Linked DNA regions of Mus musculus: region 1 is linked to region 2. A link is a loop called in an ENCODE intact Hi-C map of the cell type or tissue named here. Cell type or tissue: left cerebral cortex. All regions are shown on one strand. Each heading gives the region's core, and the rest is flanking DNA. Links, peaks and the distances in the headings are about the cores only.

Region 1 (17,519 bases), core at 5,565-13,564, 780 kb before region 2:
TTGTGTAGCATCAACATAGTTATGTTTCAAAGGAACAACTTCATATCCTAAATTGCCAATGTCCATGGTTTAAAAACTAAAAACTCATTTGTCTACAGACTCCGCTTGTTTTTAAGATGAATTAAACAATGATACATGCACCATGGGCCAACTCTGACAGTTGCTATGAATAGGCAGGAGGGGAAGGGAAAAAAATCACAGAATTCCACATTCTCAAAGGCAAGTCTCATTCAAGAATAACCCACATGAATTTCACCCTTCTCCACTGAAAACCAAAGCATTAATTTAAGTGCTTGCTTTAAAGCTAGCATTTGCTTTGTATGAAGCATTTATCTGATGTTCGACAGAGAAAGGAATTTTTAAAAAATGATGAAAAGAGAAAACACAGAAAAATAAAGTTTCAGGGTCGGGATCAATGTATTCCATCACTCTGCCTTTACTATCTTCTGTGACAAGTCCCAAAGCAAGAGGATAAGCATAAATAATAAATCAGGGAGAGTATTTTTTTAATGTAGCTTCTGACTTCCGAAACTCTCTATGGAAATGTATCAATGGAAAGGAAAATTAAAAAATTAGGATGGCTTAGACTCTCAGGTTCTATGATGGTTAATTGGAGGCTTGTGCATGTGCATTTTAAAATGAAATGGATAGGGACATTAATAACAACATTTTCTATAAAAATAGCTTTTGCAAGTTAACAGAATAAAGGTAGGCAATAGACTTTAGCTTACCAGAGGCTTAAGGATGGGGTATTCATTTGTTTGCCTTTAAAAGAGTCGGGAGCCATCTTGATCCTGGACCCCTCAGAGACTAGTCTGCACAGGTGAGAGTGTGGACTGCAGAAGCTAACAGCTTCTGGGACAGGCAGAAGCCACATAGCTTCTGGGGAAGACCCAGTTTCTTGTTCCAGACATCCAGGTACCTTTCCTGCCTGGGAGGGCTTTGCAAGAGCACCTGGGGGAGACATCCTGGTTCCTGGACCACTCAGAGACTAGTCTGTGTAGGTGAGAGTGCCGACTACAGAAGCTACACAGCTTCTGGGACAGGCAGAAGCAGCACAGCTTCTGGGACAGGCCCTGTTTCAGGCCTTCATCTTCTGCCAGGAGGCAGGTCCAAACACCAGATATCTGTGCACCTTCCCTGCAAGAGGAGAGCTTGCCTGTAGAGAGTACTTTGACCACTGAAACTCAGGAGAGATCTAGTCTCCCAGGTCTGCTGATAGAGGCTAAGAGAATCACAGGAGGAACAACCTCTAACCAGACACAACTATAACAACTAACTCCAGAGATGGCTAAAGGAAAACTTAAGAATCTTACAAACAGAAACCAAGACCACTCACCATCATCAGAACCCAGCACTCCCACCTCAGCGAGTCCTGAATACACCAACACACCTGAAAAGCTAGACTCAGATTTAAAAGCATATCTTATGATGATGGTAGAGGACATCAAGAAGGACTTTAATAACTCACTTAAAGAAATACAGGAGAACACTGCTAAAGAGGTACAAGTCCTTAAAGAAAAACAGGAAAACACAACCAAACATGTAGAAATCCTTAAAGAAAAACAGGAAAACACAACCAAACAGATGATGGAATTGAACAAACCCATACAAGACCTAAAAAGAGAAGTAGACACAATAAAGAAAACACAAAGTGAGGCAACGCTGGAGATAGAAACCCTAGGAAAGAAATCTGGAACCATAGATGCGAGCATCAGCAACAGAATACAAGAGATGAAAGAGAGAATCTCAGGTGCAGAAAATTCCATAGAGAACATGGGCACAACAATCAAAGAAAATGCAAAAAGATCCTAAGTCAAAACATCCAGGAAATCCAGGACACACTGAGAAGACCAAACCTATGGATAATAGGAGTAGATGAGACTGAAGAATTTCAACTTAAAGGACCAGCAAATATCTTCAACAAAATTTTAGAAGAAAACTTCCCAAACCTAAAGAAAGAGATGCCCATGAACATACAAGAGCCTACAGAACTCCAAATACACTGGACCAGAAAAGAAATTCCTCCCGACATATAATTATCAGAACAACAAATGTACTAAATAAAGACAGAATATTAAAAGAAGTAACGGAAAAAGGTCAAGTAACATATGAAAGCAGGCCTATTAGAATTACGCCAGACTTTTCACCAGAGACTATGAAAGCCAGAAGATCCTTGACAGATGTTATACAGACACTAAGAGAACACAAATGCCAGCCCAGGCTACTATACCCAGCCAAACTTTCAATTGCCATAGATGGAGAAACAAAAGTATTCCATGACAAAACCAAATTCACACATTATCTTTCCATGAATCCAGCCTTTCAAAGGATAATAATGGGAAAAAAAACAATACAAGGACAGAACCTACGCCCTAGAAAAACAAGAAAATAATCCTTCAACAAACCTAAAAGAAGACAGCCACAAGGAAAGAATGCCAACTCTAATGACGAAAATATTAGGAAGCAACAATTACTTTTCCTTAATATCTCTTAATATCAATGGACTCAATTCCCCAATAAAAAGACATAAACTAACAGCCTGGCTACAGAAATAGGACCCAACATTTTGCTGCACACAGGAAACCCATCTCAAGAAAAAAGACAGACACTACCTCAGAGGGAAAGGATGGGAAACAAATGGACCAAGCAAATGGTCTGAAGAAACAAGCTGGAGTAGCCATTCTAATATCAAATAAAATCGACTTCCAACCCAAAGTTATCAAAAAAGACAAGGAGGGACACTCCATACCCATCACAGGTAAAATCTTCCAAGAGGAACTCTCAATTCTGAATATCTATGCTCCAAATGCAAGGGCAGCCACATTCATTAAAGAAACTTTAGTAAAGCTCAAAGCACACATTACACCTCACACTATAATAGTGGGAGATTTCACACACCACTTTCATCAATGGAAAAAGAAACTAAACAGGGACACAGTGAAACTAACAGAAGTTATGAAAAAAATGGATTTAACAGATATCTACAGAATATTTTATTCTAAAACAAAAGGATATACCTTCTTCTCAGCACCTCATGGTACCTTCTCCAAAGTTGACCATATAATTTTGGTCACAAAACAGGCCTCAACAGATACAAAAATATTGAAATTGTCCCATGCACCCTATCAGATCACCATGGATTAAGGCTGATCTTCAATAACAACATAAATAATAGAAAGCCAACATTCACGTGGAAACTGAACAAAACTCTACTCATTGATACCTTGGTCAAGGAAGGAATAAAGAAAGAAATTAAAGACTTTTTAGAGTTTAATAAAATGAAGACGCAACATACCCAAACTTATGAGACACAATGGAAGCATTTCTAAGAGGAAAACTCATAGCTCTGAGTGCCTCCAAAAAGAAACTAGAGAGAGCACACATTAGCAGCTTGACAACACACCTAAAAGCTCTAGAACAAAAGGAAGCAAATTCACCCAAGAGGAGTACACAGCAGGAAACAAACTCAGGGGCAAAATCAACCAAGTGGAAACAAGAACTATTCAAAGAATCAATGAAAGAGGAGCTGGTTCTTTGAGAAAATCAACAATATAGATAAACCCTTAGCCAGACTCACTAGAGGGCATGCGGACAGCATCCTAATCAATAAAATCAGAAATGAAAAGGGAGACATAACAACAGATCCTGAAGAAATCCAAAACACCATTAGATCCTTCTACAAAAGGCTATACTCAACAAAACTGGAGAACCTGGATGAAATGGACAAATTTCTAGACAGATACCACATACCAAAGTTAAATCAGGATCAGATTAATGATCTAAACAGTCCTAAATACCCTAAAGAAATAGAAGCAGTCATTAATAGTCTCCCAACCAAAAAAAGTCTAAGACCAGATGGATTTAGTACAGAGTTCTATCAGATCTTCAAAGATCTAATTCCTGTTCTTCACAAACTATTGCACAAAATAGAAGGAGAAGGTAATCTACCCAATTCATTATATGAAACCACAATTACTCTTATACCTAAACCACACAAAGACCCAACAAAGATAGAGAACTTCAGACCAATTTCCCTTATGAATACCGATGCAAAAATACTCAATAAAATTGTCGCTAACCGAATCCAAGAACACATCAAAACAATCATCCATCCTGACCAAGTAGGTTTCATTCCAGGGATGCAGGGATAGTTTAATATACATAAATCCATCAATGTAATTCACTATATAAGCAAGCTCAAAGACAAAAACCACATGATCATCTCATTAGATGCGGAGAAAGCTTTTGACAAAATCCAACACCCATTCATGATAAAAGTCTTGGAAAGATCAGGAATTCGAGGCCCATACCTAAATATGATAAAAGCAATCTACAGCAAATCAGTAGCCAAAATCAAAGTAAATGGTGAAAAGCTGGAAGCAATCCCACTAAAATCAGGGACTAGACAAGGTTGCCCACTTTCTCCATACCTATTCAACATAGTACTTGAAGTCCTAGCCAGAGCAATTTGAAAACAAAAGGAGATCAAAGGGATACAAATTGGAAAGAAAGAAGTCAAAATATCACTTTTTGCAGACAATATAATAGTATATATAAGTGACCCTAAAAATTCCATCAGAGAAACCTTAACCTGATAAACAGCTTCAGCAAAGTACTGGATATAAAATTAACTCAATCAAATCAATGGCCTTTCTCTACACAAAGGATAAACAGGCTGAGAAAGAAATTAGGGAAACAACCCCCTTCACAATAGTCACAAATAATACAAAATTCCTTGGTGTGACTCTAACTAAGGAAGTGAAAGATCTGTATGATAATAACTTCAAGTCTCTTAAGAAAGAAATCAAAGATCTCAGAATATGGAAAGATCTCCCATGCTCGTGGATTGGCAGGATTAATATGGTATAAATAGCTATCTTGCCAAAAGCAATCTATAGATTCAATGCAATCTGCATCAAAATGCCAACTCAATTCTTCAACGAATTAGAAAGGGTAATTTGAAAATTCATCTGGAATAACAAAAAACCTAGGATAGCAAACTCTTCTCAATGATAAAAGAACCTCTGGTGGAATCACCATGCCTGACCTAAAGTTGTATTACAGAGCAATTGTGATAAAACAAACAAACAAACAAACAAACAAACAAAACTGCATGGTACTGGTATAGCAACAAACAAGTAGACCAATGGAATAGAATTGAAGACCCAGAAATGAACCCACACACCTATGGTCACTTAATCTTTGACAAGGGAGCTAAAACCACCCAGTGAAAAAAAGACAGGATTTTCAACCAATGGTGCTGGCACAACTGGTGGTTATCATGTACAAGAGTGCGAATTGATCCATTCCTATGTCCTTGTACTAAGGTGAAATCTAAGTGGATCAAGGAACTCCACATAAACCCAGAGACAGTGAAACTTATAGAGGAGAAAGTGGGGAAAAGCCTTGAAGAGATGGGCACAGGGGAAAAATTCCTGAATAGAACAGCAATGGCTTGTGCTGTAAGATCGAGAATTGACAAATTGGACCTCATAAAACTGCAAAGCTTCTGCAACGCAAAAGACACTGTCAATAAGACAAAAAGGCCACCAACAGATTGGGAAAGGATCTTTACCTATCCTAAATCAGATAGGGGACTAATATCCAATATATATAAAGAACTCAAGAAGGTGGACTCCAGAAAATCAAATAACCCCATTAAAAAATGGGGCTCAGAGTTAAACAAAGAATTCTTACCTGAAGAATATCAAATGGCTGAGAAGCACCTGAAAAAATGTTCAGAACCCTTAATCATCAGGGAAATGCAAATCAAAACAACCCTGAGTTTCCACCTCATACCAGTCAGAATGGCTAAGATTAAAAATTCAGGTGACAGCAGTTGCTGGCAAGGATGTGGAGAAAGAGGAACACTCCTCCATTGTTGGTGGGATTGCAAGCTTGTACAACCACTCTGGAAATCAGTCTGGCAGTTCCTCAGAAAATTAGACATAGTACTACCAGAGGATCCCACAATATCTCTCCTGGGCATACAGAAGATGTTCCAACCGGTAAGAAGGACACATGTTCCACTGTGTTCATAGCAGCCTTATTTATAATAGGCAGAAGCTGGAAAGAACCCAGATGCCCCTCAACAGAGGAATGGATACAGAAAATGTGGTACATTTACACAATGGAGTACTACTCAGCAATTTAAAAGAATGAATTTATGAAATTCCTAGGCAAATGGATGGACCTGGAGGGCATCATCCTGAGTGAGGTAACCCAATCACAAAAGAACACACGTGATATGTACTCACTGATAAGTGGATATTAGCCCAGAAACTTAGAATGCCCAAGATACAAGATACAATTTGCAAAACACATGAAACTCAAGAAGAACGAAGACCAAAATGTGGACCCTTTGCCCCTTCTTAGAATTGGGAACAAAACACCCATGAAAGGAGTTACAGAGACAAAGTTTGAAGTTGAGAGGTAAGGATGGACCATCTATAGACTGCCATAACCTGCGATCCATCCCATAATTAACCTCCAAACGCTGACACCATTGCATACACCAGCAAGATTTTGCTGAAAGGACCCTGATATAGCTGTCTCTTGTGAGGCTATGCCAGTGCCTGGCAAACACCGAAGTGGATGCTCACAGTCAGCTATTGGATTGAACACAGGGCCCCAATGGAGGAGCTAGAGAAAGTTCCCAAGAAGCTAATGGGGTCTGCAACCCTATAGGTGGAACAACAATATGAACTAACCAGTATCCCCCAGAGCTTGTGTCTCTAGCTGCAGAAGATGGCCTAGTCGGCCATTATAGGGAAGAGAGGCCCCTTGGTCTTGCAAACTTAGTATGCCTCAGTACCAGGGAATGCCAGGGCCAAGAAGTGGGAGTTGGTGGGTAGGTGAGTGGGGGGTAGGGTCTGGGGGACTTTTGGGATAGCAGTTGAAATGTAAATGAAGAAAATACCTAATTAAAAAAGTAAACAAGAAAAAAAAGAGTCAACAGAGTCATCTCAACCACTGAGAAGGTAATTTCCATTCTAAGTAACATCTTCACTGCCTCTGTTTTACATTGTCTCCATCAGTAAGGTTGGAGTGGCTGCTCTTCTGTCTTCAAGTTGCAAGCACTCAAGTATTCAAGACAATGACAACAATACGGTTGAACACAGATCAATCCTTTTTACAGCACTTATAAAAACCTTAAGAGGAAAAGCAACCTTATTGACTGAACAAGTCCTACATCCCTGTTCTGATGCTAAGGATGAAAAGTATAACATTTACAACATTGTTAGAATGCTAACATTACTGACCTTCTATTACTAAGGAGATGAGCACTGGTCAAGCAATGTACAATAAAAGGAATGAGCATTCGGATCAGAGTTTTCCTCACTAAAACCATTTCTCTCTATAATACTGCACTGTATTGCCTTTGGAAATAAATGCAATGATGCATTTAGAAAAACTACAATTGATGATCTGGGTATATCAGAGATGACTCAGCAGTTAAGAGCACCGACTGCTCTTCCAGAACACGGTTCAAGTCTAAACACCCAAATGGTGGCTAACAAATATAATTGCAGCTCCAGGAAACCAAATGACTTCCCCTGTCTTCTACAGATATTTCACAAATGCTGTAAGATACCCACACACCAAGATTTAAAATAAACAAATATCTTAAAAATGAAAAAAATAATTATTTTTACATATAAAATCCATGTTCTTTAATATACTATGATCTATAGAGATAACACTTTTATATTAAAGGCCTCTCCCATGGAGGGGCCATGTTTTCTTGTTTTGTTTTGTTTTGAGCTAAACTTGAAACAAACTTGATTACATAATAACTAGGTCCATAGATACGGGTTAGGTCCATACTGAGATCTCCAAGGGTGTATAGTACTTAATTATTTCACTCAGGGACTGTGTGTAAAGACAACACTCACAAGGCTATATACTTTCCACCTTTGACAAGCATACACCTTGACATGCTTCCTGTTTACATGCATCCTGCTTATGTGACATTAAGCACATGCTGTGCAGTTTAGGCAATCAAGCTTGTTCACAGAAGGGAAAACACAGGCTTGTTATCTTACATCAACAACAGCATGCAGTATTCCAGGAAGTTATCCATCCTTGGGCAAGTGGAGATTACAGGTCAGAGGCATTTTTGTTTTATATATCTCTTAAGCACAATAATTAAAATTTAAAACATAACTTTAGCCACCACAGGACAAAATCCTCCAGGTCATTTAACATGGCTACTAGAGTTCCAACTATCACATACACATTCCAGGAATGAAGAAATGAAAGATCCAAAGGACCTTAGTGACTGTAGACCTTTCTTCAACAGCATTCACTTCATTGAATTAATAACATAACCCCACTTTAATTAATTAAAAAGAATTACATCACTTCCTCCTTTCCTTCCTCTCCTCCCTCCCATGTATCTTCCTTTGGATTCTCCAGGCTCCCACTTAGCCCCTCTCAAACTTAGCTTCTTTTCCTTTGAACACTATTGTTATATGAGCACATAAGTACATAAACATACCCTGCTCAGTCTGTTTATTGCTACTGATGTACATATGATTTCAGAGCTCACAACTTGGTATTGAGTAACCAACTAAGTAAGGGTCTCACCCCTGGGAAAGACTAATTTTCTTCTCTTGACAGTCATTAATTGCTTATGGTTCTTTGTCTAGGGTCAGGGCTCACTGAGATTTCCACCTTCGTGTTAACATGTTTGTTGATATTATCATTGTTAAAGTCCTGTTTAGGCAGCCCTGTTTTTGTTATATTGTGTGTGTAGCTTCCTTGTCATTCCTAGAAGACAGTCATGCTTTTTCAGGGCAGCAATGTGCTCTGCCTACAAACTATACTGACATGCCCTCCTTGAAACTAAATATTGTGAATTGAATGAAGCCATGTTTATTTTTATGATAATATCATAAGTATACTCACAACGAATAACTTCTAAGCAATAGAGGAGATAAGCTGAAATAATTCAATGTACCATGCTTCTAAAATACACATTTAATTTCCATCTCATTTTTCTCCACATTTTCCTACTAGAAGGGATAATTAGTGGTAAGATAATTTCATAGGTGAAATTCCACACAATGGACACAAAATGTAACTTTGAGTTGATTTCTATTAATGGATGTCTGCCCCAGCCTTCAGTTTTGAACAAGCATGCAGGGAACAGCTAGCCATATGCTTGAGTGCAACTTGGGGCCAGGAACATTCTGTGCTTCTGCATACAGTAACACTAGCTCCTAGAGGGCTAAGTCATGTTGCCCTTGTTGAAAGGAACCCATCATCCAAGTCATCCTCTTCACAAACCTACGTAGAGTCCTATATCAAGTTACTAAAACCCTCAGTAAACAAACACAGCAATGTTAGCAAAGTCTTTCAAATGTACCTGTTTCAGAATTACATTCTGACCTATCGTAGGAATCCCTAAAACAGCAGCAACTACAGGATATTCAATAATGATCAAAAGGTTTTTGAAATGAGGCCTTCATTTTAACATGCTGAACTTTGCTTCAGTCCAAAAAGGCGTGTCTGGAATTAGGGCCCTCTCCCTCAAAGCCACATTGCTGCTAAGCAAAATAAGAAAAAATGAAGTTATTTAGCATGATCACCTTCTAACCATGTTCCTTGGTGGTTATCATAGACCATGCCTTGGGTGGCTATTGTAAGTTCCCAGGCCAAAAGGAAAAGGGATTCACAAGTACAGTATAAATCAACTAGAAACCATTTTGCTTGGCTTTCATACCATTGTTATGAAATACAAGTACTAGAGACTAATAAAGAATAATCTGCCAAAGCTGACCGCTTCCTGTGCCTTTACCACATATTCACAGCAGACTTTGGGTTGGAAGAAGTGTGGCATGTGATAGAAACCATTTATCAAATTCTCTACCTTTAAAAGAAAATTCTATACCTTGGATCTAGGTCTCTGTCACTCTATGAGGTAAATTATCTATTGGCCCATGAAAAGTATCAGCCTCAAAAATTTCTATAGAAGGTGCACTAGCTGGTTTTGTGTCAACTTGACACAAGCTAGAATCATGCAAGAAAGAGCAGCAGTTGAGGAAATGCCTCCATGACATAGAGCTATAAGGCATCTTCTCAATTAAGGATACATGAGTGGAGGGAAGCCTATTGTGGGTAGTAACCCTTGGGCTGGTGGTCCTGGTTTCTATAAGAAGATAGACTAAGCAGTCCATGAGGAACATACAAGGAAGTAGTACTCGACCATGGCCTCTCCATCAGCTATTGCCTCTAGGTCCCTGCCACATTTGAGTTCCTGACCTGACTTCATTCAGTGATGAACAGCAATGTGGAAATGTAAGCTGAATAAATCCTTTCCTCCCCAACTTGCTTTTTAGTCATGGTATTTTGTCCCAGCAATAAAAACCCTAAGTAAGACAGAAGGCTAATTGTCAAGTTTTAAGAGATAATTTGAGTTGCCTACTTGGGAAGTTCCAAAGACTATCCAGTGAGTATATCTATTGTCAAGGAGACTTTTGTCTAACTTACCTGGAGTTTAGTGCATTTCAAAGAAAAAAGGAAGAAGGAAGAAGGAAGAGGGAAGAGGGAGGAAGGGAGATGAGGAGGAAGTGGAGGAGGAAGAAGAGGACAAGGAGGAAGAAGAAGAAGAAGAAGAAGAAGAAGGAGGAGGAGGAGGAGGAGGAGGAGGAGGAGGAGGAGGAGGAGGGAGAGAGAGAGAGAGAGAGAGAGAGAGAGAGAGAGAGAGAGAGAGAGAGAGAGAAACAGGTTAAGCATATGGGGTTGTTTCTTAGTTGGTAAAATACTTATCCACTATGCACAATATTACACTTTTATCCTCACACCACAGTGGTGGTGTAAGCCTGTAATTTCAGCACTCAGGAAGCAGAAACAGCAGGATCAGAAGTTTTGGGTCATTCTCATCTTCACAGTAAGTTAGCTAGCTAGGCATCATCTGGGTACACACTGTATTTTAGCAACTTAGCATTAATTACCTCAATACATCTCAGTATATTATTTTACCTGGGAAAACAGGAGTTCAAAGATCAAATGATACTTTTATTTCCTGGAATAGTATCACTATGAATAAAAATTTCATTTAATGCATTAATTAGCTCCTCAAACAATACTAGGTAATATTAAACAGTAGATGTTTAATAAATAATTGTTGATGGACCAGTTCCAAAGTTGATTAACTTTTATCTATGCTAGAATAGTTCTCCAGATTTTTGAGATGATAAGATCGAAGAAGAGAGGGAGGGGGCTGGAGAGATGGATCAGTGGTTAAGAGCACTGACTTCTCTTTTAAAGGTCATGAATTCAAATCCCAGCAACTACATGGTGGCTCACAGCCATCTGTAATGAGATCTGACTCCTTCTTCTGGAGTTTCTGAAGACAGCTACAGTGTTCCTACATATAAAAAATAAATAAATCTTAAAGGAGAAGAAGGAAGAGGGGGGAGGGGGAGGGGAAAGGGAAGGGGAGGGGGAAGGGGAAGAGAACAAAGAGGAAGATGAGAGGGAGGGAAGGAGGGTTTGTGAAGGGAGAGGAAAGAAGAGGGGAAAAATGGTACTATCTCCACTATCTCCATAATAGGCAAAAGAACATTTGCCTATTATGGAGTTAGGCAAAAATAATAGGCAAAATAGGCAAAAAAAAAAAAAAATGGACAATTGTTTTTCTGCCCTGGCCCATCTCGTTAACATAGCTGAAATGAAAATTCAGTTACTGAACACCAAAAGTATTTAGTCCAGATCTTGTTAAGGGAGTTTTATAACTTAATCAGCCTACTTCAAAATGCTGAATGATGAAAGCATCAAGGCAGAGTTGGATGACCACCATACAAGCAGCTAATGGTGACGATGTTCAATCTCTCATCTGTACATGGCTGTAATGTGCTATATAATAACACAATAAGTATTGAAAATGTAACTATAAATACAATAAGATGTCTACTTCAAGTTTGTAAGTTTGTTATATAATAAAGTAACTGAAAACAAATATAATATGCATTGTAACATAGAAGAATCTAAAATATAGAATATCTTATAATCTTAAAATTGAAGAAAAAATTAAAAGAATTTTGCACATATGATCTTGGTCAGAAGGCTGGAAAGCAATTAAATAAATTTGTTATTCAAAATACATAACTTTTCTGCCGTACAGAAAAAAATTATATAGTTTTCAGGAAAATGTAAACAGTTGGAGATAGTTTTATTAAGTGACTTAAATCAGTATCAGAAAAAATTGCATGTGTTTCTCATTTACGGGCCCTATGTTTTATATAAATATATAAAATCATATATGTACAGATGATGTAACCACGGAAGCAAATATGTGTGGGGGGGAACAGAGGGAAGATCAAAAGGGGAAATGATTAAGGGGGAGAAAAGAGAGGATTGGTAGTGAGGAGGGAGAATATACGCAAAGTACATGACATGTGAGCATTTGTAACATAGTATAATGAAATTTTAAGTTAAATAATAATAATGCGTTGGGAGAGAAAGAACACCAAGCTTTTTCTCTGAACTTGACACAAAGCCAAAGAATGAAAAAAGTTCCTTTGAAAGCCTGCATCAAGAACTCATTTTAATTCATTTAATCTTGAATGTTTATTAAGTTTTTCATTATATTGTAGAAGGGTCTGTGCGTGAATGTGTGTTTTTGTGTGTGTGTGTGTGTGTGTGTGTGTGTGTGTGTATGTGTGTGAATGTAGATACTAAGATAGCCAGAAGTGCAGAGTCTCCACAAACTAGAGATTCAAAGGATTGGGAAGCATCTGACATGGATATTGAGGGTCAAACTCAGGTTCTCTGCAAGAGCAGCAATGTGCTATTCACCACTGAGTCATCTCTTCTGCCCCTGCCTTTGAATCCTTGGAAGCTTTCGCTAAAGAAAGTTCTATTGTGTTTAAAATCCAGAAAATTCTTATTTAAAAAACTCTTGGTGGAAGATTCACTTAGAACACCAGAGGAGTACACAGTAAGCTGAACAGAGCTTCTGGTTTCTCTGTCCACTTGTAGCAGATCCTCTGCCACAGGGCTCCACAGGCAAATAGCTCTGAGAAGGAGCAAGCCTCCAGGAGTGTGAAAAGGCCTGTGAGTGCAGGTAGGACTACCACTGCTGCTCAGAGTAACCCACCTGGAACCCTCAGGACACAGGAACTGAGGGGCTGCCTGAAACAGGATTCTTCCAGTCTCCTTCTGTGCCCAGAGCTGATCATGTACCACCGAGCTACATACAAAATACGACCAGGAGAGAGCTGGTCTCCCAGGAGTGCCTACAAACCTGCAAGCATAGATAAGACCACCACTTCTCTTCAAATTCCTGGCCCAAGAGGGACCCTCACAGAGCCATCAGGACACAGGAACCAAGGATTATCTGGGGAAAGGATCCTTCTGGTCTCTGTCTGCACCCCAGAGCAGATGCTATACCACATCTCTCCATCCCAAATCCTCCTGAAGAGAAGTGGTCTCTCAGGAGTACTTCTCCCATCACAGTGAACCCTGGTTACCCTAGTACACCAGAAAATCAAGACCCTGATTTAAAATCACATCTCATGATGATGATTGAGGAATTTAAGAAGGACCTAAATAAATCCCTTAAAGAACTACAACTTAACACAGGTAAACAAGTGGAAGACCTTAAAGAGTAAACACACACACACACACACACACACACACACACACACAAAATCCCTTAAAGAATTACAGGAAAACACAACCAAACAGATGAAGGAATTGAACAAAACCACCCAGGATGTAAAAATGGAAATAGAAACAATAAAGAAACCACAAAGGTAGACAACACTGGAGATAGAAAACCTACGAAAGAGATCAGGAGTCATAGATACACATTACAAACAGAATACAAGAGATAGAAGAGAAAATCTCAGGTGCAGAAGATTCCATAGAGAACATTGGCACAACAATCAAAGAAAATGCAAAATGCAAAAAGCTCCTAACCCAAAACATCCAAGAAATCCAGAACACAACGAGAAGACCAAACCTAAGGATCATAGGTATAGAAGTGAGTGAAGATTTCCAACTTAAAGGGCCAGTAAATATCTTCAACAAAATTTTAGAAGAAAACTTCGCTAACCTAAAGAAAGAGATGCCCATGAACATACAAGAAGCCTATAGAACTCCAAAAAGACTGGATGAGAAAAGAAATCCTTCCTGTCACATAATAATCAAAACACCAAATGCACAAAACAAAGAAGGAATATTAAAAGCAGTAGCAGCAAAAGGTCAAGTAACATATAATGGTAGACCTATCAGAATTACACCAGACTTCTCACCAGAGACTATGAAAGCTAGAAGATCATGGGCAGATCTCATAAAGAGGTTAAAAGAACACAAATGTCAACCCAGAATATTATACTCAGCACACTCTCAATTACCATAAATGGAGAAACCAAGATAGTCCATGACAAAACCAAATTTACACAATATCCTTCCACAAATCCAGTCCTACAAAGGATAATAAATGGAAAATGCCAACACAAGGAGGGAAACTACACCCCAAAAAAAGCAAGAAAGTAATGTTCTCTCAACAAACCCAAAAGAAGATAACCACACAAACATAAAAATAACATCAATAACAGGGAGCCAGACTAACCAGAGGGCACAGAGACCATACCCAAACTAACAAAATCAGAAATGAAAAGAGAGATATAACAACAGAAACCAAGGGCCTCTCCTCTCATTGATGGCCGACTAGGCCATCCTCTGCTACATATGCAACTAGAAACATTATGTCTGGGGGTACTAGTTAGTTCATAGGCCCGTGGTCTTGGGAAGATTATATGCCCTAGTAAAGGGGAATGCCAGGGCCAGGAAGCAGAAGTGGGTGGGTTGGGGAGCAGAGTAGGGGGAGGATATAAGGGACTTTCAGAGAGGAAACTAGGAAAGGGGATAGCATTTGAAATGTAAGTGAAGAAAATATCTAATTAAAAAAGTAAAAAACAAAAAATAAGAAAAAAGAAAAGAATATTGCAATGCTGAAAAAAAAAGAAACTGAGGAAATCCAAAATATCATCAGATCCTACTACAAAAGCCTGTTGCCAACAAAACTGGACAATCTGGATGAAATGGACAATTTTCTAGACAGATGCCAGGTAACAAAGTTAAATCAGGATCAGATAAACAATCTAACAGTCCCTTATCCCCTAAAGAAATAGAAACAGTCATATAAAGTTTGCGTGTCCAACTTTATATGCCCCAGTACAGGGGAACGCCAGGGCCAAAAAGGGGGAGTGGGTGGGTAGAGGAGTGGGGGTGGGTGGGTATGGGGGACTTTTGGTATAGCATTGGAAATGTAAATGAGCTAAATACCTAATAAAAAATGGAAAAAAAAAAGAAATAGAAACAGTCATTACTAGTCTCCCAACCAAAACAAGAAACAAAAAAACAAAAAACAAAACTTTGATTTTACAGGGAAAAAAAGAGGCAAACTCTCTTAGTAGTGGTTAAATTATCATAAATTAGACTGTAAAATATTTATTACTCAGTGAATAATAAAGAGCATATGATGGCTTCTTTCACATGTCAATTTCACCACCTAAGTTATAAAGATGTTATATTGTGGGTGAGTCTGTGACTGTGTTTCCAGAGATTAGGATTTTAGAATTTGAATCAGATGACTTCATAAAAAGATCCAGCCAGTGTGAGTGGGTCCAGCATTCTGAATGGCTGAATGCAACAAAAGAGAGAAGGGACTGAGTCTACTCTCTTCCTGAGATGGGACATTTGGTCATCTTCTCCTGGCCCTGCCATTATTGCTCCGGTTATCAGACCCTCAAGCTTGACCTAGAATTAACTTCCATCAGTTCCAGAGTTCTTTGGTCCTCAAAAACCCAGACTGTGGAATTTTAACTGAATTTTACCATCACTGGTTCTCCAGCTTATTGACAGAAAGTGATGAGACTTCTCAGGTTGTTTATGTACTTTTGGTTCTGTTCTATAAAGAGAAGAAAAGGGAAATAGTCGGAGCTATAGGAAACAGTTACAAAATATAATAAGGGGTAGTATTCAGAATATATAAATAGCACACAGAACTCAATAAGAAAATCACAACTATCTCATTGGAAAATAGATAGACTTTTAAAGTCACCTCACATAGGAAGATAAGCAAAAGATTAGTAAACATATGAAAATGTGCTTACTTCCATTTATTATCTAAAAATGAAACTGAACTACAGTGAGCCAGAGCTTGGTGATACATGTAGTCCTAGCATTCCAGAGGCAAAGGCAGAAGGGCAGCTGTAAGCTCCACACTACCCTGATCTACATAGTGATTTCCAGCCATCTGGGGCTACATAAAGAGACACTGTGTTATGTGATAGTTACCTGCTGACTTGATTTGGATCTGGAATCACTTAAAGACAAGCTAAACAGCACATCTACAGAGGGTTGTGGTCTGAGTTCATTAAGGTGGAAAGACTCACAGTAAAAATGGGCAGTGGCAATCTCTGGGTTTGAGTCCATAAATATATATAAAAGAGAACGTAAACTGATTCATGACTGAAGATGCAGTGTGGCCAGGTCCCTCTAACTCATGCCCCTGTGACCTCTGTGTTATCATGGCCTACAACATGCACCTGTGAGCCACAGTACACCCTTCCTTATATTGCATTTGTCCAGCTATTTTTATCACAGTAACAGGAAAAAATAAAAAAATTGTTTCAAAAATTAAAAAAACAAACAAAAACTCAAATAAATATAAGTACAATGAAATGACATACATGTAGTAACAAAGTCAAACTTTAATAAAATTAACATATAAAATTTAGTAAATATGTAAATGTCAAGGTATGTGTAACATACGAAGCATTCATAGCATGTACTGCTAATTGTTTCCTGCTTCAGAGATGGTGGGACCCGGGATAAAGAAACAGATAAATTAGGCAGGCTGATGTCCCGTGAACCAGCCAATCTTATTAAGCATCAGACAGTTTGTACTCTGATGATTAAGAGGAGTCATTGAGCAAAGTGTACCATCTCAGGGACAAGTTGCACGTGGCAGCCAAGCCACACGTGGCAAAAACATGCTTTCCGATAGAGGTATGTATCCTGGGAGCTTAACTATGGCTCAGGAGAAAGGCTATTGGGTTTCATCCTCTTTATCTCCCTTGGTCCATATCTAATTATCAGCCCACAGCCTGTTCACTTTTCTTTAAAATTTCACCTTAGTTAAGCAGTATTAGAAGTCATGTTTTCTGCAGAAGGAGTCTCAACTCTGTTAGCAGCTGGTTTCCCATGGGGTTCTCTCATTTGTTCATCTAGTGAGACAAAGCACTGGCCCTTCCTTCTAGAAGAATGTTAGTAAAGACAGTGTGTCCTTCGTGAGCAGAGGGCCTGACATGTGCTCCGGGGTGTGGAAGATATAGATATCATCTTCCTCTGAAGCAATAATGGCTGATACTTCCCACCATACTCCTTTTGAATAGAGTAAGACCTAAACAGGAGCTAGCTCACCAAGGGTGGTAAGGAAAGGGAGCCCACGGTGAAAACTGCAGGTTAGTTGCAAAGGTGAAATGGGTGCTAGAGTA
Region 2 (15,224 bases), core at 3,076-11,075:
TTTCAAACTCGATCACTCATGGTCTCTTGAGAAACTTGGAGATGTGATGTAGGTCTCTGTGTGAACCGTTTTTCTGCTGGTTCTGTCTCTCATCTCTCATGGATGTCATAAACATCCTCTGCTACTAGTTGTTGGGAACTTATAAAAGGGGGTACTGGGCAAAGGGGGAGGGAGACCCACACCCCACCAGAGTTTTACCTATCCTCTGGTCTGTCAGGAGAGAGAGAAAGAGAGAGAGAGGGAGAGAGCTATCATACACTGTCCATTCATTCCTGGGTGGGCATTCAAGCCTCTGACCCCCTCTTCAGGGGATGGCCAAGGAGCCATGGGATCCCTGGACCTACTTTGCTAAAGCCACCAGCGTATAAGAATGAGGGATGAGGGAAGAGGTTCCCAACACCTGTGAGTGTGTGTGCAGTGGATCTTGACAAGCAGAGACTCTCTATGAGAGAGTGTCAATGAGGTTTTAGAGCTTTACTATAGAATGCAGAGGGAAAGAGAGAAGGTAGAAAGAGAGTGACAGAGACAGAGAGAAGGCTAGAGAGAAAGAGATTAAGAGGGCAAGAGGAGAGGAGAGGAGAGGAGAGGAGAGGAGAGGAGAGGAGAGGAGAGGAGAGGAGAGGAGAGGAGAGGAGAAGAGATGAGGAGAGAGGAGAGGAGAGGAGGGGAGAGGAGAGGAGAGGAGAGGAGAGGAGAGGAGAGGAGAGGAGAGGAGAGGAGAGGAGAGAGGAGAGAAGATAAAGAGAGGGGAGAGAGAGGGTGAAAGTGAGGGGTAAGAAGTAAGAGAGACAAGTAAGAGGTAAGAGAGTGAGGTGGGGCTGAACAGCCCTTTTTATAGTCTTCACTGTTGGTAGGTAACTGGGGAGGGGTTTAGCCTGAAGGTCAGAAGCCTAGGCCATTGCCTATGTGACTACTGACCATGCTTCTCTTGTGAGCTGTGGGGGGCAGTAAATTAGGCAGGAGCCAGAGTTCTGGGAGCATAAGGGAATGCCTACTTTGTCATGAAGGTGAATTAATCACCATTTCCAGGGTTCAGACCTCAGCTCAACAGGAGACCAGCCTGTGATTCCCCACAGAGAAAACACAACCTTCTACCTCAGTGAAATTTTTAGGAATCCCGTGGTGTGAAGCAAGCAGATACATGCCTTCCGTGGTGAAAGATGAAATGTTTGCCCTGGCCCTATGCAACACCAACAAAGATTCACAACATTTATTAGGCCTGTTTGGATTCTGGAGATAGCATTTTCCTCAGTTGTATGTATCATTCCATTCCACATACAAAGTAATGCAGAAAGCTGCTAGCTTTTATGGGGCCTGGAACATAAAAATCTCTGCAAAAGGTCCAAGCTGTGGTGTAAGCTACTCTTCCACCGAAACCATATGATGCAGAAGACTTGATGGTATGTGAGGTGTCAGTGACAGATCGGGATGATTTTTTTGTTTAATTTTGTGGCATACTACAATAGGTGACTCACAGAAGAAAAACTATTGGGATTATGGAGCAAGTCTCACCCATCATGCATAGACAACTATTCTCATCTTTAAAGATACTTCTTTGACTGTTATTGTGATTTAGTGGAAAGTGAATGTTTGACCAAGGACCTCCAAATGCCCATGAAGGGTTGAGTGTTATCTAATTTATCAAGGTACAAAATAGGCAGTGGCAGCAGCAATATCCTATCACATGACAACATATTTTCACTATAAATATACATGATCATACAAAAAGAGGTCCTGAGGTCATAAACAAGTTACATGAAAACATTGCCAAAGTACCAATGGTTTATACTTCTGTTAGAATGCCCTCTGCTGTCAAGCTGGCTCCTCTAACTTTATGTGGTGTGACCTATCATTATCTGATTGAAGAAGAGAAGACTAGGGTCTGGCTTTCTGATTTTATGTACATTATACAGGCATCAGCAAGTTGTGGAGAACTGCAGCACTACAACCCCTTCCTACAATGACCTTTAAAGTCACTACTCAAAGAAAGAATTCATAGTGGCCAGGACAGCATGCAATATGCATGGTCATAAATTTTGTTTGGAGGGAGAAGTATCCAGAGGTGTGATTATTCACTGATTGATGAGTAGTAACCAGAGAATTGGCTTGCTTGTCAGAGACTTGGAAAGAGAATGACTGGAAAATTGTTGATTAAGACATAGAGATCATAAGTATGTGGATAGATCACTCCAAATCAACAAAGGATATAAAGATACTAATGTCCCATGTAAGTATGTGGATAGATATCTCTAAAATGTCAGAGGATGTAAAGATAGTTATGGTTCATGCTTAACAAAAGGAAACTTCAGCTAAGGAATAATTCGATAATTAATTGGCAATGATGATCACTTCTGTGGGAAGTCAGGTTTTTTTCTGAACCATACTTCTCATTTTGCAATGGACCAATAATCAAAGTTGCCATGCTGGCAGAAATGGGGTTTTTACATAGACATAATAAAGACTTACATGCACCAATCCTGACCTGTCTACATCTGCTAATGAATGTCAGATCTCTAAACAGCAGAAACTAACACTGAGCCTTAGGTGTTTAGGTATGGGCCTTGAATTCTTTGTCTTTCCAAAACTTTTATCATGAATGGTGTTGGATTTTGCCAATGCTTTCCTGTGTCCTAGGTCTAGATTTTATGCCAATTGAAAACCATCCTCTCAAATCTATATCATCTTTCTTAATGCTAATCAACTTAGTTTGGCTATAAGACTGCTAGTCTTCAGCCCCATCAGAAATCCAAGAAAATATGAGAAGCACAAAATATAGCTTCAAAAATTTAGCCAATTTATAGAGAATGCTGACCACCTGGACAGCCCCTTATACTTCCAAAGATTGAAGCATTGGTCTTCTCATCCTTCTGGCACAGGGTCACAGGGTCGTCTGACAAACCTTGGCAATGCAGAATTTTAAATTTTGTCTTGGCAGAGATTATCAGTCAACTATTCCACATAGCGTATCCTTTCTCTGGACAGTATTTTGTCTGTGGATGAAATGAGGCAATGCTTACCTAGTGGCTCTCTCAACACAACTGGAGCAACTCCATTGATGCTCAATTTCTTCTTAGAATTCAAAAAAGGAATGGTGTCAGGAGCAGACGTGTCTCAACAATAAGTAAATAAATAACATTGAATGTCACATTCTGTGGATTTCTGATGTTTTTGAAAACCAACTAAGTAAAGTAATCTGGACTGTTCTCTATTAACCACTCTCAGCCACTTCTTATTAAAATAATTGAAAACACCCTAACAAAAACCTCAGAGCCATGAATTTCCTATTTGTCTCCTAACTCACAAGCTTAATCATCTCAAATCAGTTTTTAACAATAGTAATAGAAAGACTGGGTCTAAGTCTTGTATTCTTAATTATGTTATATAAGCACAATACCTATGTAAGAGTAACAATATTAATCCCAATTTTATGTCAAAAACTTCATACCAATGAAAGTGTTAAATTTCTATCAAATAAATTGTGTATCAATGTAAGATATAGCTATGTAATAATTTGCTAACCTATACCTATTTGTCTATTTGTATAATTTCTATATTACTATCTCCCCCCTTCCTTCCTCACCCCCTCCTTTTTACCTAAAATGGAAAGATATGCCTATGTTTCCACAGGAAAAGCTATGGATTCGTTCCAAGTTAATAAAAGTCAGATAGAGCGAGACCACCTGAAGACCTTGGCAACAGAGAAGAAAAGGGAGACTAATCAACAAAATAGGTGATGTATATGAGATGGTGTTTATTGGGTAAAATGTTCTCATAACTTGCTATTACGTTCCACCCTTCATGAGGGCAAGTATTCAAAGTTATATTGCAGTTTGCTTATGTAATCAAACTAACCTGAAGAATGGCAATTGTCTTTCTTTATTGATCTTCACTGACCAGTCTGTGTACACTACACGCTCCATGTGAATGTCTTTACAGAACTGTATGTTGCACTTAAGTTTTGTGTTCTGCTGCAGACCAGGCTTGCCTCGAACTCAGTCATCTGCCTGTCTCTGCCTCCCAAGTGCTGGGATTAAAGGCATGCACCACCACTGCCTGGGGCCAGCTTGCACTAAAGCAAAGAACAAGTTTGTTCAGGAAAAATAGAACTTATGAGTCAGGAACTTTGGAGCTAGTGATGATGCCATGTGGTCACTTAGCTGGGTTCTCCAAGATAAAAATATAGCTCTCAGTAGGCATTCTTTTTGTTTTTGGTACTGATGATAGAGGGAGAAAATGTATTCCCAAATGAAATCCACTGTAAGTAGCTACCTACTTTGTCTTAGATGGCAAAGTCTAGGTAGGGTAGGAGGCACAGGGTCCTTCTCAGAGAATGTTGGTAGGAAGCAGGCTCTGGCCATCTTCTCACAGAGTTGTGCCAGGAGAGCAGCAAACCTATCCAGGCCAAGCTTGGCCCAGCAGTCAGAGGACACTGGCCAAACACTCCTGGTGTCTACCTTGGGAATGAACACAAACAAGTAGATGGGATTTCTACCTGCCTTTTTTGGTCTCAGGATAGCAGCAAAGATGAACTTCCTGGTTTCCATGTAGGCAGAAGTCTTTGCTCCCAGAGAATATAGGACTTTGTGTAAACTTCTCCATTTCTCCAGAATACACTTCTTTCCTTGCCCAGATAGACTATTTCTTATACACTTCACATGAAAATCTCTATTTAATGTGTCCTGAAAGAGAAAGAAATAGATGAGACATGATCCAATATGACAGGCTCTTAATGAGTTATGGAAGAGAATTCGTGATTTGTCCTGAATGTATCCACACTGACTTTTAGAAGACAGTATGTTAGAATACCAAGAGCTCTCATGCCAGTGACTGCAAAACCCCAAGTAAGCAGGGATGAAAGATGAAGGGTGGAGAAGTTACTAGATGCAGCAGATCAGGAGAGCATGGGCATTGTTTCAAAGGCAGTGTCCTCCTGGAAGAAACAAACCCTGGGGATATTAATCAGGCAGCATCTACATATTTTGAGATGTGTGGATAAGTTAATGAGGATGCCCACTGAAAGACAACAACACTAGTATACCTGGACAGTTTAAGGTCATTTATTCCCATATGTTTTAGAGTTCAGTGAGAGAGAAAGCTTGAATAGAGAAAGAAGGGCTGGTTGACAGTAAGTGCCATGGCATCTAGAATGGAACTTGACACTGACTGAGTAGAAGAGCATCCTTAATATTGCCGTCATGCTGTTTGTAAAAGACAGGGGCATATCACAGGAATTCTGGGACTGGTAATACCATGTAACCAACTGCACAGCTCATGCCCATGTCATTAATAGCTCCCATTAAGTCGACTGATGGCCCCTGTAAATCTGAAGTTAAACAAACTCTTCCTCCTATTAGTAGATTCTTGTCTGCATTTGATCATAACTATGAGAAAAATTAACAGCATAATAGATGTGGGCAAGAATGTGAGAGGAAACAATTTTATAAAACACTGTGGATTTTTGCCGAGTCTTGATTGGTCCATTGCAAGTGACACCACAAAGAGTCTTTGTGAGGTATGTTAGATACCAGCCAATAGCAGGACACTTGGTTTGCCCTTGTGCTTCAGAGTGGCAGGTGGTTGGTGGAAGAACAGATGGACTCAGTTGTTTCCCATAGATTTAGCCTTTTCCCCAACCTGTTGGATCTGGACATAGTAAGTTTGTTCCTTAGGTTTTCCGTTTGGACCTTTTGGCATTTGGCATGTACTTATTATTGTATTTATATTACTGGTTTAGATTTTAGTTTTTGCCTGTATGTTCATTTTCATGAAATCATTTCAACTGAGTTTCCTTTTTTCAAAGTTATTTAACTGTCCTGTTTGGCATTTGATCTTGATTATTTTACACCTTTGGTGCATGTATTAACTGTACATGATGAAGAAGTGATCATGAATTCACAGCTTTGCCTACACTTCATTTTGATCATATTTATCTATTCTGTTTAATTTCTCCACCCATTAAATTTGGCAAGTACATCCCATTATAAAAGGTCCAATGCCTCTGCCCATTCATGACCTGTAGGAAACAAAGTATTATACGTGGATTTGTGGAACTTAGATGTTTGAAGTCATGCTTCTCTAGTTCTTCCCATGCCTCTTCCTCCAGAGTACTGGGATTACACATGCCTACTGCCCTGCCCAGCTTCAAATAGTGTATATCATCAATCAATTCTAATAATTCAGTGGAGACTTGAAGCAGTTGTGAGCAGTTTTCATTTTGGCAGAGACAGGAATAGAACTTAAGGCTATTCCATCCATGGTTTCTTAGAACCAAGGAGACTCAGATCTAACCCACAGAATAGAAGTCTCTGATCGATCACAAGTGAATGGCAACCTGAAGGTAGGCATTCTGTCTAGAATACTTCTGTGGACAGAAGCCAGTAGACAAGGGGTTGTGTGCCCTCGCTGACACATTCTTGGAAATATGGCACAGCGCTTGATTCTCTAACCCTGGCTGCTCTCACAGGATCCCTCCCTTGCACTTCAGGAACAAGTCACATAACTTCAACCTGACAACTCAGGAGAGCCTAGATGTGCAACCCAATCTGACTGACAGAGTTCTTTCCGCTTGAGCCAACTGGTCACAGAGGAGGTCTCAAGGTGGTTCACTGACACAGTTGGAGCCTGTCTCATAGTGTCGAAGGCACAGCTTTCACTTCGTGGTCACCAGTGGTAGAGGCAGTGCACGAAGCCATTAATTCCAGATTAAAGCTTCCTGGTCTACTGATTCGACACCCAGATACAGTCTGGTCAGCTGCTGGCTTCCATGACTAGTCTGGCTTTTATAGGACCCACAGTGATTTCTTTGCTTGTCAGAACAATCATTAGAGATTCCTTTGCTCTAAGTTTTCTTCTGTATCTGTACCCTATTTTAATTGAACTATTTGGATTGTTGATTTCCACTTTCTTGATTTCCTCATATTTTGGATTCCACCATTCTGTCACATATGAGCTTGCTGAAAATATTGCCTCATACTGTGGGCTGCCATTTTGTCCTTTTGACTTTGTGCTTCACCTTACAGAAGCTTTTCAATTTATTAGGTTCCATGTATTACTTGTTGATATTAGCACCCGAGCTATTAGTGTTCAGAAAGTTGTCTCCTGGATCAATAAGTTCAAAACAATTTACCATTTTCTACTCTATCAGGCTCTCAGTGTACCTGGTTCTATGTTGGGGTCTTTGATCCACATGGGCTTCAGTGTTGTGCAGGGTGACAGATATGGATCTGTTTGCATTCTTCTACAGGTAGCCATCCAGTTATACCAGTACCATTCATTGAAGATGCTTTCTTTTTCAATTTTATATTTCTAGCTTCTTTATCAAAAACCAGGTGTGCATATGTGTATGCTTTACTTCAAAGTCTTCTATTTGATTTTATTTATCAACCTATTTTTATACCAATACACTGTAGATTTTGCTCTGCACCATATGTTGAAATCAAAGGCAGTGATACCTACAGAAGTTCTTTTACTATACAGAGTATTTGCAGTAAAGCCTTTCCACCTATTAAATCACAGCCATGAGAAGAATTAGCATGGTTTTCAGGAAATAAGTTACAAGAAAACAATCAAACAAACAAACCAGAGAGAGAGAGAGAGAGAGAGAGAGAGAGAGACAGACAGACAGACAGACAGACAGACACAGAGAGACAGAGAGAGAAAGAGAGAGTACTATTTTTGCTGAGCCTTGAAGGGTCCATTGGTTGCCTATTTCATGTGACATAACAAGTAGTCATTGTGATATATGCTAGATGCCAGTCCATAATGGACCCTGCTGAGAACTTGGTTTTGTCCTCATGCTGCATGAAAGCAGTTTCTTAGAGGGTGAACAGTTTGCTTCAAATGATACTCATAAACTTAAATTTTCATGAACTTAAATTTTGTTTTCTTTTCTTTTGTTTTTTAAGAACAGGAAAGGTATGTCTATATAGACTAAGGAACTTGATCATGACGTCCCATTCCTGCCTGCAGTTCACTGTGGTCATAGCCACAATCTCTATTCTCATTTCCAACCCACTTCATGGAACCAATATTTACCAGCATATTAAAAATTATCCTTACTCTATAGTATGAGATGTGATAGGTAAAAATGATTGTTGTGCTTGTGGAATTAGCATGTTAGTAGAAAAAACGCTAGAGTTCTATGTTTGTCCCTGGAAATGGCATTTGTTTCCTTTTCACGGCTGACAGTCCTCTGTAAATGTGTGTATGCTGTGCTCTTTTTCAATTTATGTACATAGAATGGCCCTTGTGTACCTGATGAAAGCATCTTGAAGAATGGTCCTTTTAAATGTTATTGGACATAAGGTACTCTAATATAAGGAATTTCTTATCTTGCTAGTGAAAGAAATTCTCAGATCATTTGATTTTTTTCAAGGTATCTTTACTTGGTTAGTGAGTAAGGTTAACTCTTTTTATTTTTGAAAAGTTTTAAAGTGTCCTTTCCCTCAGTTTTATGGACTGATGGAATGCCTGTGGATCATTGCTGTTAGATTTTTAGATTTCTTGATTCATCCATGAATTTCCTGGCCACAACACAAGACTTTGTTGATCCACTGGTTATTACACATTGCATTGCCAGGTTCTAGTATTTGAAACTTTAAGTTTTCCATTGATTATTGTATTTCCACTTGTTTTGTAAGTTTATTTATATTGTGGGTGAACATGGTAAAGAAGAGACATTAGTGGAACTGTGGTGACAAGAGATATCCTCATTCCAGGCAAAATGCCTTTAGTTGTAATGCCCTCTCAGTGACAGCCTGGAGCACACAGTTTTATTCCCATTAGACAAAAGGGGGTCTTTACAGACTTCAAGATTTCTGAGGGATGAGGAAATTTTGTGCCACCAGGAAGCAGACTTGGTTCACATGAGACCTATGCTACATGACAGAGGATGAGATCTGGGATAGAGACTACTTGCAGGGATTATTTTCCCTCTGGAGGGGACACAGAAAAGATTCTGCCTTGACTTCTAGGCAACACAGGTAGGGTGGACATGGGTAAGAGCCCTCTGTGCTAAGAGTGTGCATTCTGGTTACTATTCTCTCTCTTTCTCTCTCTCTCTCTCTCTCTCTCTCTCTCAATGTGTGTGTGTGTGTGTGTGTGTGTGTGTGTGTGCACGCGCACACACATAAAAAGCACATAAACATGAAATCTTAAGGGAATAGGGGCATAGCTGGCTTATGATTGGAGTAATAAGGTCCCATGAAGGTGGGATAAAGTCGTGACAGTTAGCTGGAATCTTGAGGGCAAAGGCACACACCTAAAATCATCACATCCTCAAACTCAAGGAGAAGCAGAAGCACCAAATAAAGCTTTGGCTTGTTCATCTCAAGGACAGCCCCAGTGATGGACTTCTGCTACCAAGGCTCGACCATATAAGTGTTCCCGAAACTGTGCTGACAACTGATATGAATGTGTCCAACTGGCCATAATTGTAGGAGATATTTCTCATTCAAAGTCCCATGGCCTTTTTTTAAAGTATCTTGACTATTTTGAGCAATTCATTTCTAGTATGGGGATTTGTGGAACACTTGGAGGTAGAGCTTAGCTAGAGGAATTGTGTCTCTACAAGATGGAGTACTTCTAATTCAGCAACAAAAATATATCTACTGAGAACTATAAGCAAACGCATGCTCATACCACCATGGCTTCTGTGTGTCTTGAAAGCCTGTGCACAAACAAACTCTTCTTCCCTTGAGGGGCTTCTGCTTTGAGATTTGGTCACAGCTATTAGAAAAATCACCAGGACACTGGTTGTGGTACAGAAATTGAGGAAAAATAACTCTGTCAAGCAATGATTCATTGGTTGCTTGTGATGACATCACAGGGAGACATTTTGAAGAATGATAGCAAATAGTTCATATTATGCATTGCCTGTCTTTTCCTCCTCCTAAATGTTTTAGTAGTTCTTGGTTGCCTACAAAGCACATAGACTTAAAATTGGCCATGACTGAATATTGAATTCAGCCCCAGTTCATATATCAGGACATGAAAAGAAAGTAGTCAGACTTTGTTTCCCTTGGAATATAACAGAAATGATCCAATAATATCTAAATTTCCCACCTTGAATTATACAGGATTCTACTGTCATCATTATAAAGTAGTGCAGCCCTGCCATAGGAGACTTCTGTCCATATCATTGTGTTCTTCTCCATTCATTGGTCCAAACCAATCACCTATAATACAGGTAGTCAAAAGAATGTCACCATTTCTCATTACCAGCTCTTCTATATTGTAATTTTCTCATTGGTGTGAACATAAATATATGGCTAATCCAAACCAAAGGAAAGAATTCTTTATGTTGGCTCATGGTTTGAGGGATTCCATTATATTGTAATGAAAAGCATGATGTCAAGGTCATGAGATGATTGGTTGTCAAAGTAAGGCTTTGATTGTTATGAAGAAACACCACAACCAAGCAAATTATAAAAGAAAACATTTAACTGTTGGTTTGCTTATAGTTTTGAAAGGTAGGTATGTGACAGTCATGGTGGAAAGCATAGTGGGATACAGACAGACATGCCATTAAAACAGGACTGAGAACTTCTATCTGATCCTCAAGTTGGAGACATAAGAGAGAGGCTGAACCTGGCTTGGGCTCTTGAACTCTCAACACCCACCATCAGTGCAACATCTTCTAAATAGGGCCATAACTACCAACCCTTCCCAAAATATATCTGTTAAGTAGGGACAAAGCATTCAGATACAAGAGCTCATTGGATCACTCTCACTCAAGCCACCACACTGGACACAGTGTATCTGCAATGAAGAAGTAGAGAAGAAAGTAACTGTTACATATCTGTCTTTTTTTAATTCCCATTTTATTCGGACTAGGTCCTCATTTCTTATGATTATGCCACACACTTCATGGTGGGTCTTTTATAGTTAATTATTTTGGGAAATGTACTCACAGAGATACCTAGATGTATTTCTCTCAGACCATTTTGAATTCAGAGACTTTGACAGTGAATGTCAACACCCAATGGCATGGATAAATAAAGTGGTAAAAGACATTAGTTTAGTTGCTACCTATATTGCATTCTTCTTCTTTGATTTCTTCTCCTGGTTGGCACATCCCCAGAATTCTAAAGTTTACCAGACTCTTCAAAGCTCTGTCTTAGCTAATGTGAAATTTATTCATTTGTAGTGATACATATAAAATACAAGATAAGCATAAAAATAAACGTTTTTCACACAACGCTTCATTTAGTCTAGGCTGGAGGAAAACTCACTATATAGATGTGGCACTGAATTTTTGGTCTCCATTTCCAGCATCCCAAGGTGCAGTCATGAAAACAAGGCCCCTTTCTATCTCCTTAAAAAACATTAAATTGTCTTATTTAATTTATGTGAATGTTTTCCCTGCATGGATGTATATGCACCAAAGGCATGCATGTTGTTGGCTTATGAATGATCTTGAGGCACTGCCTTACTCAGGGTTTCTATTCCTCCATAAAACAACATGACCAAGAAGCAAGTTGAAAAGGAAAGGGTTTATTCAACTTACACTTCCATATGATGTTCATCACCAAAACAAGTCAGGAGTGGAACGCATACATGGTAGGAACTTAAAGGCAGAAGTGGATGCAGAAGCCAAGGAGGAGTGCTGCTTACTAGCTTGCTTCCCCTGGCTAGCTCAGCTTGCTTTGTTATATAACCCAAGACTACCAGCCCAGGGATGGCACCACCCATAATGGGCTGGGACTTCTCACCCTTGATAATTAATCGAGGAAATGCCTTACATCTGGATCTCATGGAGGTATTTCCTCAGCTAAGATAACGCCTGCTTGTGTCAAGTTGACACACAAACCCAGCCAGTACAGGCCCTACATAGATTCTGGCATTTGAATCAGGGTTCTCTGCAAGAGCAACAAGTGAGCCACTCTAGCACAAGAACCATTTTTGAACATTTTTAAAGTTTTTCAAATTTGAAATGCCCCTCCTCCCACAGTGTCTTATACACTGTAGATTCTCAATAGCTGTCTTTTCAAATCATTTCACTCCTCACAAGAAATTTTGGTAAATGCTGAATGCTCAAAAGGACATGAATATGTATGATTTAAAACTCCTCAACAGACTTCCAGGTAAGATGGAAGGTTAGAAGCCATGTCTGTAACTGAAAAGTATACCCGAGACTTATAGAACAAAAAGAAAAATTCACACACACAGAGGACTATTCAGGAAGCAATGATTAAACTCAGGAATAGACTCAATGAAATAGAAACAAAAGAAAAAGGAAAAACAATACAATGAGTTGATGAAATGAAGAGTTGGTTCCTTGAGAAAAATTAGAAAGACTGATAACCCCTTACCCTCATTACCTAAAAGGTAGGAGATTATCCAAAACAACAAAATTAGGAATGGAAGAGGGGACAGAACAAACTCCATGGAAATCCAGAAAATCAAAAAGACAAACGTTAAAAACCTGTAGCCCACCAAATTGAAAGACAAAAGGAAATTGGTAATTTTCTCAATAAAGACCACATACAGAACTTAAATCAAGATCAGAGAGACAATATAAATAGACCTACAACACCATGCAAAATAGAAACAGTCATTAAAAGTCTCCTAACAACAACTAAAAGGCCGAGGATCAAAAGTGTTAGCACACAATTCTAGCAGAGGCTAAAAGAATTAATGCCAATAACCCTCAAATTATTCCACAAAATAGACACAGAACGCTGCCCAACTCATTTTACAAGACCACAGTTACCTTGACACCCATATCACATAAAACCCATCAAAGAAAATCACAAACCAATTTCCCTTTGAATATAGGTATAAAAATTCTCAGTAAAATGCTTGCAAACCAAATCTAACAACATCAACAAGACCATCAAAGATAATCAACAAGTAGGCTTCATCCTAAACATAGAGGGAAAGTTCCGCATGTATGGATCAATAAATGTAATCTACCATATAAACATAATAAAAGACAAAGAAATATGATCACCTCATTATATGCTGAAAAGCCTTTGAAAAAATCCAACACCCCTTCATGATAAAATTCCTGGAGAGATTAAAGTGATGCAGGGATCTACCTGAACAAAGAAAGGAAATTTGCAGCAAGCCCATAGCCAACATCAAGTTAAATGAAGAGAACCTCAAAGGAATTCCACTAAGATCAGAAACAAGACAAGGTTGCCCACTATCTTCTTATATAATAGAGCATGAAGACAACTGATGGAGATCAAAATGGAAACAAGGAAGTCAAAGTATCTTTATTTGCACATGATATCATTGCATACATAAGTTACCCTAAAAGTACCACTGGGAAACTCCTATAACTGATAACACTTGGAGTAAAGTTGCTGTATAGAAATTAACTCACAAAAATCAGTAGCCTTCCTCTACAAAATTAAATACATACTGAAAAACTAAATCAGGGAAATAATAAAATTCACAATATCCTCAAAAAATATCTTGGGGGGCAACTCTAGCCAAGCAAGTGAAAGGATTGTATGATAAAAATTTCAGGATATTTGAAGAAAGAAATTAAAGAAGATATCAAAAGATGGAAAGAACTTCCATGCTTGTGGCTTGGTAGGATTAACATAGTAGACAGGGACATCCAAACTAAAGAAATCCCCATAAAATAGCAATGCAATTCTCAACAAATCTTGAAAGGACAATTTTCAACATTGTACTGGCTGGTTTAATGTGTCAACTTGACACAGGCTGGGGTTATCACAGAGAAAGGAGCTTCAGCTGGGGAAGTGCTTCCATGAGATCCAGCTGTAGGGTATTATCTCAATTAGTGATCAAGGGGGAAAGGCCAATTGTAGGTGGGACCATTTATGGGCTGGTAGTCTTGGGTTCTATAAGAGAGCAGGCTGAGCAAGCCAGGAGAAGGAAGCCAGTAATGAACATTGCTCCATGATCTCTGCATCGGCTCCTGCTTTCTGACCTGCCTGAGTTCCAGTCCTGACTTCCTTGGTGATGAACAGCTGTGTGGAAATATAAGCAGAATAAGCCCTTTCCTCCAAACTTGCTTCTTGGTCATTCTTGGTCATGATGTTTTGTCCATGAATAGAAACCTGGACTAAGACAAAATTCATATAAACACACACACACACACACACACACACACACACACACCAGTATAGTCAAAACAATCCTAAATGATAAAAAAGCTTTAGGTCATAAAATCATTATCCATGATATCAAGTTGTAATATAATATAAACTATAATAATAAAAACAGCATTGTATGGCACAAACACAGATGTACATGTTGATCAATGGGATCTAATTGAAGATACAAACATAAGTCCACAAACCTATGGACATCTGGTGTTTTATATAAAAATCAGAAATACATTATAAAACCCCAGCATCTACAAAAAAATGGTGCTAGTCAAAGAAAGTCTACATGTAAAATGATGCAAATAGATATGTACTTATCTCTCTGTACAAAACTCACAGCAAATAGCTCAAAGACCTCAAAATGAAACTTGACACCATGAGCCTGATAGAAGAGAAAATGGAGAATAAGCTATAACCTACTGGCACAGAAAAAAAAATTCTGAACAGAAACCCATTAGCACAAGCATTAAAATCAAAATTATAAAATGAAATCCATAAAACTCAACAGCTAAAGCATGGTGAAGGACATCATCATTAGGACACAGAGACAGCATATAGAATAGGAAAAGAATTTTAACAAACTCCATATCAAACAAACAGATAATATTCACAATATATAAAAAACTCAAAAAAATAAAAAAAAAAACCAAATGAACCAATATAAAAAACCTTGGCTTCACTATATTCCCAAGAGGATCTTTCTTTACAAGGTTATACGTTACACACATTCTTCTTTGAGGTGACATTCCACCTGTTTGTTATTAGATCAAGCAAGGCCGACTCTCCACTGGACACAGGCCAGGTTGTAGAGGTACCAGGACACCAAAGAGAAAGGGAGCAGTCTTCAGAAAACCTTGGGGAATTGGACTCAGAATACCAGGAATTCCAAGTCCAAACAGCCCCTAGGCACCTGGCAGCAACACACAGAGACAATTGTGAACAGGCACACCCTCAGACAACAGACACACATACACACATTTGCATGCATGCACGCACACACGCACACACAAACACGTGCACACATGCGGGCACACACTAGCACACACACACACACACACACACACACACACATGCTCAAAAATATCCTAAGGAAAGATAAAGTCATGACCATGGGTGGGGTTAGGGGCAGAGGAAGACACG

The links. Hi-C counts contacts between places; a loop is a spot of excess contacts. Peaks named below come from ENCODE experiments on the same cell type or tissue, not always from the same donor. Only the 100,000 strongest peaks of a DNase experiment are listed, where the experiment ranks them.
Region 1: it touches region 2 in a loop (4-fold over the local background); 14 of 42 quality-filtered maps call a loop at or near these places.

The regions. Positions count from the first base shown.
Region 1 is chr10:57,424,997-57,442,515 of GRCm38, forward strand. No RefSeq gene overlaps it. Among named protein-coding and RNA genes, the nearest start is that of 4930467K11Rik, 53 kb to the right of the region's middle. In left cerebral cortex, for the core only: no CTCF peak of the experiment used is centred there; a DNase peak (open chromatin) is centred at 13,018.
Region 2 is chr10:58,205,871-58,221,094 of GRCm38, forward strand. No RefSeq gene overlaps it. Among named protein-coding and RNA genes, the nearest start is that of Duxf3, 20 kb to the right of the region's middle. In left cerebral cortex, for the core only: no CTCF peak of the experiment used is centred there; DNase peaks (open chromatin) are centred at 4,064, 6,649 and 10,603.